Linked DNA regions of Mus musculus: region 2 is linked to region 1. A link is a contact called in ENCODE Hi-C or POLR2A ChIA-PET data. All regions are on one chromosome and are shown on one strand. The core of a region is the stretch at or near the end of the contact, and the rest is flanking DNA. Distances in the headings are between cores, read along the strand shown. Region 1 holds the start of Setmar (SET domain without mariner transposase fusion). Region 2 has its middle 21 kb from the start of Gm35359.

Region 1 (5,494 bases), core at 1,022-3,521:
CGACTATTTGATGAATAAAGAAAAAAAATAGGTGGTCTTCGCAGACATCCTGGAATGTTTGATCTTGACCAAGCCTTAAGAGCTCATTGGTACATGGAGTATTATCTACTTGTGTTATTAATAAACTGTCAATGCAAATGCAGATGTGTGTTGCTGGCTATGAGTCATAGATGAGAGGGCGCTATTTCTCACATTGAAATCCTGCTTCACCTTTTGAAATCTGCTATAGAATGTATTATCCCATTTTCTGCTCATAAAATCCTAGAAGGAAGAAAGAGCAGCCCTAATTTGTTCTTATTCTGGATGGGGGAAAGCTATACAATTTTAAAGTTATTTTCACTTCGAAAACAACAAACTCTGTGGAGTAGGTAAGATGCTGAAGTCATACTCTTAAGTCTGACATCCGAGGGGGCACCCCTCTGCCAGCATCTTTGGTCTTTCCCTATTCCATAAGCAACTTAGGCCATGGTCTGAGGGGTTGAAGGGTGGAGTAGGGCTTTGAGGTAGCAGCCATTTATTGAGTTCCTACAGAGCACTAGGAACAGTAATTCCCAAGCAGCTGAGAAGAGGGTCTATGACTTAAACTCTAGGGCTTCTGAGGATCTGAAGAAGTTAATTTATGTGTGTCCAAGATCTCTCAGCATGGCGGAGACCTCAGCTAAGTTTGACTCCAGGGGCTGAGATTCATAACCAAGCCTTTCTTACATGTCAGATAGCCGAGACCAGACATGGAGATGGTTTTCTCTGATCCCTCAGTAAGTTCTGAGTACAAGCCAGACAGGGGGAAAAAGCTTTCTGAAAAGTCACGCCTCTGCCACACACATGTTAGGGAACTGCTATTTTACAGACAGTATAAGGTAAGAATCCTTGTTAAGGTCTTATTACAGGTTCAAAGAAAAATATTAAATTCTGTCCATTTAAGAACTTTTCTTTCAGACCAACAGCTTATTTCCCCCTCGAGAGAGAAAGAACATGAAATTGGGTAGATTGCGAGGTGGGCAAGGATCTGTGAGGATTTGGGGGAGGGAAAAAGGATGACAAACATATTGTATGGGATTCTCAAAGAGTAAATAATAGTAAGACGTCAAGAAGACTGCAGTTCCAGTAAACAACCTTGATGAAACTCATTGGCTCTCTGTCTCCTACACACACACACACACACACACACACACACACACACTCACCACAGCGAGATGAAAGATAAAAGGGGCACTAGCCAGGAAGGTGAAGGATTACTGGGAGAGGGTGAGGGACCAGAGAGGGTGGTGGTGCATATCATCAAAACACCTTCTGTGCATATGTGGAAAAATGTCATCACAAAACTCATTATTATGTATAATCAACATTTGCTAATGAACATTTTAAAAATGCCATAGTTAAACTAGATACCCCGTGTGCTAATAAAAAAAAAATAAAAATATCGGGGGTGGGGTGGGGTGTGTGTGTGTGTGTGGGGGGGAAGAAGCCTGTTGTTACAGCCAATTTGACAATTACTACCACGTGGGGGAGCTATGTGTCTCTCTTTCTTGGCTTCTAGGAAAGAGCTCTAGCGCCCCCGGGGGCAGTGAGTAGCCCTGGAATTCTGCTCTGCAGCGAAGTGTGAAACAATCCCCTTCCTACTCACCCCCCCCCCCCCCAGCTTCCTACTCCCCCCAGCTCTTTAGACCTGGCTCTACATGGGCATTGGCCTCAACTACTCAAGATATAAGCAGCTCTCTGGTTCCTTCCATGGAGGCTGTCCGCAGGCCTCTATCTCCGCCCCAACATGGAAGGGTGCAGGCTCCCCTTGGTGAGAATTAAGAGGAGTCTTGTAGTCAGCCCCTGTGGGGCTACAGGACATCCCTCCAACCCAGTCTAGAACAGCGCTGGCCCCGCCTGGGGAGAGAAGGGAAATAGACAGGCCCTTTAGCACCGCCCCTAAGATCGGTGAGCTGCTTTCTAGCTCCGCCCCCATATAAAGGGCACTGGCCCCGCCCCCGGGGGAAAGGGACAGCCCTCTAGCGCCGCCCTCTGGCTCCGCCCCCAAAGAAAAGGGCACCACCCCCAGCCCTTTCAGCCACTTAGCCCTGCCTCTACCTGGAAAGGTTTAGGCCTGGGCTCCGCCCCCAAAGGCCACAAGCTCACAGGCAAGTTCTCCAGGCCGCACGCTACATCTTGTTGTTCTGTCGGGGCTACAGATTCCTCCTCAGATGCTGCTATCTCGAGAGAAAGCTTCTCCACACCTTCCGCAGACATTTATGGTCTCGCTTCGACTACTCGCCTGACCATTTTGGGCCTCCGGGAGGATGCTGGGAGTTGTGGATTCTGCGGCCCTACTTCCTCATGGGAGTTGTAGTTTTCCGTCCCAACAGGCTGCAGGTGAGGGAGATACCTCCCTCAGCGTCGTTGGGGTGCTTTTCCTCTGGATCCCACTGTTTTAAACTAGATACATAGCTGATAATTTCAGAACCACAAAAGGTACAAAATTTGGAGAACTTGAAATGTTTTCGTTTTTTTCTGGGGAACCTTGTGAAGCCTGGTTGTTTGTTCAGCCTTTGAGGGTTTAGTAGGTGTTTGGAAATGTATCGTCTAAGCTGAGGGAGAAAATACAGTCCAGAGAATATAAAGATCTAGAACCCGCGGAGAAGTTGGGTGACTGGCACAGAATTTGTTTTTGATAAGGTCCTCTCCTTGTAAGCTCACCTTGTCCCATTATACAAAACAACAAAAACCTGTTTTGAGTAGAGTCACTCACTGATCACGCCAGAGTTTCTGTATCTGGTGGAAAATGTTAACATTGCCAAATCTCCCCATTTTGCTTGTCTTGCTTCTTTTTCTTATTCTCCCTCTATCCCCTCCTCCTCCTTCTTCTCCTCCTCCCCCTCCTTCTCCTCTTCCTCCTCCTCCTCTTCTTCTAATTTTCTATCTTCACTGCTTTCTGTGATAATAGGGTCCCACAGGGCATCCACTCTTGTTGACCAAAAGTTTGGAGGCTAAAGGGGGACACTGAAATAGATTGTCCTTATAAGAGATTCATTAGAAGATACATTGATGACACAGGCAAACAGACAGACAGGCAGACAAAGGGCCTTCACGGCAGAGCAGGCATTTCTTCTTAGAGGTTTCAGAGGAAGAAGGGAGTAGTTGATGAGTAGCTTGCAGGTAGGCTGTTCCTGAGTTATCTATGAAAGTCACCAAATTACTCTAGCTTCTGGAATTGTTACAGATCCATACAAACGGGGCAGCTTTACAAAATGCAGGATCTTAGGTTTTTCATCTTTGTGTTTTAGAGAAAAAAATTACAAATGTATGTGTGCATAAATAAATATATTCTATATACTTAGGTGTGTGTGTGTGTGTGTGTGTGTGTGTGTGTGTGTGTGTGTGTGTATTTAGCTAGATTTGTTTCAAGACAGGTTATTAGTATGAAACCCAGTGTGGTTTTGAACTCTCCATCCTCTTGATTATTAGGACTACTTGCATGAACCACTGCATCTAAATGTCTTAATTGGCTTTATTTTCAATTCTAGAAAAAGGACAACATTTCACCCTGTAAGGTAGAATAAGCATTCTGATTTTCTGAGCGTAGCATTGGTTGTATAGGAAGAGAAGAGATGGAAAAGCAGAAGCAATAAACAAAAGAAGAATGGTCCTTTCATAGTTACTCTATCCCTGTAAGGCATGGGCAGGAATACAGAACAGTAGGAAAATAAATCATTGCTTAGCACCAGAGTAATGTTTGTGTGCTAAGATTAAGGCAGAGGAATTTTATTATCCTGGGATATTTGTCTGTTATCTCTTTAGTTCTTTATTTCTGCAAAAGGTTACATAGACAGGTTAGTTTCAGCTTGGTGACAAGTGACTCTATCTTGATTTATCGTCTGTCATGGGGTTTTGTTGCAGCAATAGAAACATTAACTAGACAACCAGGATCCAGAAGTTATCATTATTTTGAGATAGGATCTTGATATTTTGCCAAGGCCTGTACTCGATGTGTAGGTTTAACGGATCCTCCTCCTTCAGCCTTTGGCATAGCCAGGTCAGGTGCATGACCTTCCCCTGCCAATATGGTTTCAGACATAAAGGACTAGGATGGCAGTCTCCAGCCCTTAGCTTCTTCTCTACTTCAGTTATGAATATAGGATGCTTTTACTTTCTGACTTATAGGATCCTTAAGCTTAAAATGACTAGAACTAATTGACTCCTCGACAAACTTTTATTGGTAATCTAACAGAGCATCCAAGCAGCAAGCAGAGAGCGTCCTTACCTCCCACCCATCCCCCCGGCCGGCATAATAAGGAGATAGTTGTGCTCAAGTCTTGGTTCTATCTTCATAGTAGTTTTCATTTTTATCACCTCTTACTTAGTTCTAGTTTTAAGCAGCAATAGAAATAATTAGAAACCTGTCTTCAAACTGTAGCAATGACAGTAAGAACAATTGGGGATATAGAGAATAGCATAGTTTAAAAAGATGACTTTAATAGACCAGGGAAGAAATGAGACCCTAGAATTTTATAATTAGGTTTTACATTGTAGCCATAACATGGTCATTGGAACACCCATCATGGGTTTTAGTTTTTTTTTTTTTTTTTTTTTTTTGTTGTTGTTGTTGTTGTTTTAGAGTCATCTAAGTGATCAGGATCAAAGTGCAATCTCTGGCCACACTTGACATCAGGCTCAAAGCAATTTATAGGACAAGTGCCATAGCCACTAACAGAGATGTCACATGTGCCCTTTCCTATGGGAGCAGGGCTTGAAGCTATACCTTCAGTAGGTCACAGAGTTGTCTGTGATCTTTTTCATCTTCTTAGAGGATGATTCAAATGTAGGACAAGGATTCTTGTTAATCTATTGAGATGTCTTTAAGACAGGAGGATAGTCTCCAAGTTTGAGGCTAACCTGGGCTACAATATAAAACCTAGTTATTAAAAAAAACGATAGCAACAAAAAGAAGATTAAAAAAGTAATATCAATTAGATAGAAAATCATGTCTTTTAGCAATTAAAATTTTATGTTATAATGTATGGCATGTGGGTCACAAAGAAAAATACAGCAAGCAATTAAAATGGTTTGAGAATTGTATTTTACAAAATCATGATGGTGTTTTTGTGCCCTTGTGGATATTAAATGTTTTCAGCAGAGTAAACCATCTTATCTATTGTCCCATTTTATCCTTTCAGTTTTGTATAATGAAATACATTACTTCTTTTGTTGATAAGACAACAAAAAACATAAAGATTAATTGCAGTTAGCAAATTAGCTATAATATTTGGGATTGAATACTAGATAGTGTGTGTAATAATGATATACTATGATATAAAGGTGAAGAGGTAAAAGGAAATTATTAATTTATTTAGCCTGTAGTATCACCAGAAAGCAATTGATTTCACTCATGGTAAAGATGAATGCATTTAGTATTAGGTGAATTCAAGCCTTAAGGCTCTGAGGATGGGTTTGACCTTGAAAAGCTGGGCTTGACCTTGAAAATCATGGCTTGAACTTACACTTACATATT
Region 2 (5,044 bases), core at 1,890-4,389, 640 kb before region 1:
AGACAAAACACTGTCTCAAATAAGCAAGCAAACAAACAAATAAATAAATAACATTACACAGGTGTGTTGGCACATACCTTTAATCCTAGCACTGAGACGGTAGAGGTAAGCCAGTCTCTGTGATTTTTTTTTGAGACCAGCTTGGTCTATATAGTGATTTCATGTCAAACCAGGCTACATAGTGAAATTCTAGCTTTAAATAAATAAGTTTAAACATTGAATAAATTACTACAGTTTATGTATAATCTTGGTTTCAGGCTCCTGTCAAGAAATGAGATGCACTGACACAGGGAAGAGAGCTCATTCACTGTGTGAAGTGCTTTCATGCATACATAAAGACCTGAGTTCAAACCCCAGAGCCTACATTAAAAGCCAGGTGCAGGTCATCATCCCAGTGCTTCCTGGGAAACAGGACAGATCCCAGGGGACTGCTGGCCAGCCAGCTTAGCCTAGTTTTGAGCCCCAGGTTCAGTGAGAGACTTGATCAAATAAACAAGGTAGACCATACCTGAAGAATGATACCCAATGTTACCCTCTGGTTTACACACACACACACACACACACACACACACACACACACACACACACACACCAATACTGAAAGACTCAATAACACGAGATCCTCAGTCAAACATGGTAGCCACAGGGGAAAGTTGAGTGGTGGCTGTCCCTGTGACAGAAAATGAGGATCTTTTCGACAGAACCGCCAGCCTCTCTGGTTGGCACAAGCCACCTCGATGTCTGGACACATCTGGGTTTATGGCTCCTTCCTTGGAAGCCAAACCATCTGGTCTTCTTTCTTCCATTCTGTAAGCAGAAAGACCCAGGGTAGAGCTTCATTTTTCCGCTGATGTAAATTTTATTAACACCCCAATTTAGATAGCAGAAGCAGTGACAGTTTGGTTTTAAGATATTTTCCACCTCACTGAAAACCAAAAAGTTACATGGCATATTGAGAAATCCCCCACAAACCACCCCCTAGGAAGTTTTGGGTTGTTTTTAAAGCGTTGGGGGAGCGAACCCAGGACCTTATGCATCCCAAGCAGGTGTTCAGGACCTGAGCCACACTCCCAGCCTCTGTGCAAATTGTGTTGTCTTTTTTAGGCTTTTTTTTTTCTTTTTGCATTGGACATGTGAAATTCTCACCATTCAACTACTCAGTATGTGCTTTGAGACCTGGGAAAGACCCTAGTTTTTTATAGATCTGTAACTGAGGTAAGTTTAATGTCTCCTGTCAGTAACTTTCAGCATTTGGCTCCTACTTCTTCATAGCCTTTATACCATTTTTCTTTCCAGCATATCTCTCTCTCTCTCCCCACCCCCTCCACTCTCAGCTTAATTGTGGAAACCTTCTCATTGCTAACACAGAACAGACATAGGCATTAATTTTAGCATGTAGACCAAAGTCTAGAAGCTCAGTTCTCAAAATGTGGGTTCCAGATCAGTAGCTGTTTGGAAACTTGCTAGAAATATAGAGCTGCAGCCCCACCTCAGGCCCACAGAACCCAAATCTGCTTTTTCACAAAGTACTAAACACATTCAAAATAAAACAAGTAATGTCCTCTATGAGAGCAATTGTGATTAAAAGAGGACAGTATTACTGACAGAGAGGGAGCCACCCTACACCGCAGGCTTCAGGATTAAAACTCATTTCCACTCTAAATACTTGAGTGCCCAGATAAGCTTCATTGAGTGGGTTACATCTTAGCGGTAGTAGAAATTAAAACTGTGAAAGTTTTAAAAGTATCTCTAATTTGGGGTTGGAGAAATGACTCATTGGTTAAGAGCACTTTTATGGCTCCTGTAGAGGTCCAGGGTATCTGACGCCCCCTTCTGGCCTGCACAGCCACCTACATCCTACATGCACAAACTTCATAGAAACTCTCTCTCTCTCTCTCTCTCTCTCTCTCTCTCTCTCTCTCTCACACACACACACACACACACACACACACACACACACACACACACACCCCAGCACAATTCATTTAAAAGTAGTAATCTAGGTGTTGCGGAATCCATGGCTATAATTCTAGGATGCAGGATGGGAGATGGCTTTACAGGTAAAGTCTTGACACCTTGCCTGTTGACCTGAGTTAATTCCTAAGACGAACACGGTGGAAAGAGAGACCTGAATCTAACAAACTGTTTTCTGACCTTTAGATCAGTTCTCCCTCTATATCTTAGTCTCTGTGTCTCTTCTCTCTGTCTCTGTCTGTCTCTCTCTACTCCCTCCCTTTACCCTCCCTCTCTCCCTCTCTCCCCTAATACAAAGAGAGACCCTGTCTTAAAATCTTAAAACAGCAAAAACAGATTGTGCGGTGAACATAAAACGCAAATTCTGGTCCTGACTAGTTCCTAGCGTGGCTGAGAGACTATGGGCATATCTCTGTCCTCTCTGGGCCTCCATTTCCTGATCTGTTTTACTGTGGAGACATCTGTCGCACCCCAGCCCTGCCAACTCTCCTAGCCCTCTCTAAAGGTCTGGGAGGTCCCAGACAGAATTTTAGAACGATTCTCCTTTTTGCCCAGAAGAGGGCGATGGAGACCGGCCATGGCTGGACCACTTCTAACCCCGAGGCGGTTCACAGACTCCTGATCGGTCCACAAGGATCCCTCGTGATCCGGGCGGTTTCCTTGGCACCAGCTGACATTGGTATCCCAGGCCACCTGGGCGGTCCAAGTGAGAGAAGGAGCTCTGGACGCCTTCCATATTGACCCAAAAATGGCCAGTCTGGGTATTCAGATTCCTCCTATCCCAATCTGGGAAGAGCCACAGAGACTTGGTTTGAGGAAAGACACATTGTCCCCACCTGCACTGCGTCTTTGGGTGAGAAACCACCCAGAAGCTATTTACTCCAAAGAGAAAACTGGGCGGGGTGGCCGGAAAGGAACAAGACACAGAGCTGCGCCAGGTCCTTGGGGATTGCCTGCCACTGGCGGGCTGCGCTTGCATCAGCGCCTGCTGGGGCTGGGGCAGGGGCCTGGCCACCAGCGACGTCAGCCTCTTTCCCAGAAGAATTCCACTTCCTGCGGTCCGGGCCCCAGAAGTGTGGGAGTGGTGGGGGTTGGTTTCTTAGGATGACACCACTCAGTATGCTGCATCTCCTCATTCGCACACGCTGTTGTCATGGAGACGAACAGCATCCTGACAGCCCCGGAGAGGCCAATTCGCCCACAAGAAATGACCGGGGCATGGCCGACTCAGGAAAACACTGACTGTGTGGGGTGCTGGGTCAAGGAAAACAGCAGCCACGGGTCCCTGAATTTGGCCCCAGGGATGGGTGGGAGGGATGAGGGAACCAATTTCTGTGATGCGATTTCAAAGCTGGAGGCGTCTTAGTCCAGAGAAAAGCTTTGAAAGCACGTGGCTAGCTAGCAAAAGTTTCTTCCTCCTCCCCCTCTTCCCTCTCCTCTTCTTCCTGCTTCTCCTCTTGTCGGCTTCTTTCCCCAATTTTCTTAGGACTCTCTAAGATTTCCCGACCTCATCAGCTCTTATCGAAGGCAGTGTTAGTATTAATTCGCTTAAGTAAACATTTGTTAAGCGGTCAGGGTGTAACTTGCAAAGTTACACGGGTAAAAGACCTCCTTTCGTCTTCGCCATGACTCAAGTGCTGCTGTCACCTTTTCCGAGGAACTATCCAGTTCGTGGGCGATCTCCTAGGAAGTCAAGTCAACTCCCGCTCTCTAGCCATTACCGAGCACCTGCCAGAACAGCAGCTAATACGGCATGCAGCATGTGTGATTTTTTTCCTCTGATGCTCCACTGTGACTGCCCTAAGACTAAGCACCGAATCTCTAATTATGGGTTGGTAAATTTGAGATTATTAACCCCCAATCACGAGGAAACCTTGTGCCTGGATCAGGAGTCTGTGAACCACCTCAGGGTTAGAGAAGCAAAATAACCCTTACTAAAACATATTTTGAAATACAGAAATGCTGGGCATGGTGGTGCACACCTTTAATCCCAGCACTAGGGAGGCAGAGGCAGGCAGATTTCTGAGTTCGAGGCCAGCCTGGTCTACAAAATGAGTTCCAGGACAGCTAGGGCTACGCAGAGAAACCCTGTCTCGAAGGAAAAAAAAAAAATGAGTATTTAGTACACTGGCGTTGGCTTTGTGAAAAATAGAGTGCATTGCCTACCTAGACAAGTCCTTTCGTTTGAGCCATTTCTGTTGCGGCCGCCAGCAGCTCGCAACGTGAACGGTTCGACTGAGAAGGCCACTCGAGCTGTAAGAGAGGAATCTAGACGGGGCGAAAAAAGAAACGGAGCTAAGACAATTTCATTCTGATCAAAGCTCAAATTTTATTGTTGGGACACTAGTTATGAAGGAAGGGGGAGGGGACCCGATTCCCGCCGAATAATCTCGGGTCCAGTAGAAAGGTGCACGTGTGTGGCTCCTCAGGTTCCAGCAGTGGGCGTGGCAGAACGAATGAGCAGGAAGCTCCACCCCGAGCAAGCAGGTTTCAGGCTGGGGGAGGGGAGACTACATTTCCACCAAAAATGTACTATATATATTTTTATTTCGTATTTCATTTATTGATTTTGTGCATGCATGCATGTCTCTCTGTGTGTGTGTCTGTGTGTGTGTCTGTGTGTCTGTGTCTGTGTGTGTAGGTATTCTTGTATGTACACCCATGGAGGTCTGAGGACAGCTTGCGGGGGGGCAGGGGGGGGGGCCAACTCTCTCCTTCCAGAGTGGGTTCTAGGGATCAAATTCAGGTTACCTGCTGAGCCACCTCACTGGCCAAAGCATGCTATGTATTTAAATGGTTGTATTCATTATTTTCCTCTATCTGTAAAAGGCTAAGCTAGTAAGTAGTACCTACAGTGTTGTACATCCTTGTGGAGACTTCGGAATTTAGAGAGCGCTTTCCTGCCTAGAATCTAACTTCTTTGCTGTACCCTTGAGAAGTAGTCAGAATCGCTCCTCTTGGTCCCAATTTCTGTGTGAACTCCAGGAGGTTTATACAAAGAAGACTTTCCACCTACTAGTGATAACAATGTCTTTAATGAAAGACTCAAATCTGCTGTGGTGGCACAATC

Evidence for each region. Hi-C counts contacts between places; a loop is a spot of excess contacts on that map. ChIA-PET counts read pairs that join two places held with the same protein, here RNA polymerase II (POLR2A).
Region 2: POLR2A ChIA-PET joins it to region 1 with 12 read pairs in embryonic stem cell. The contact joins the enhancer-like site here to the promoter of Setmar in region 1. A Hi-C loop is called at or near these places in 1 of 37 maps with a recorded cell type or tissue (v-Abl transformed pro-B cells). POLR2A ChIA-PET finds 5 or more read pairs at or near these places in 3 of 5 experiments (Patski and embryonic stem cell).

Annotation. Positions count from the first base shown.
Region 1 is chr6:108,061,822-108,067,315 of GRCm38, reverse strand. Setmar (SET domain without mariner transposase fusion) reads right to left here and starts at 2,271. Exons shown (of 2, transcript NM_178391.4): 1 at 2,077-2,271. The coding sequence starts at 2,235.
Region 2 is chr6:108,707,651-108,712,694 of GRCm38, reverse strand. No RefSeq gene overlaps it. Among named protein-coding and RNA genes, the nearest start is that of Gm35359, 21 kb to the left of the region's middle. Within about 2 kb of position 3,139, at least 1 of the 3 ENCODE cell types and tissues checked has a DNase peak (open chromatin) inside an H3K27ac peak, as active enhancers do.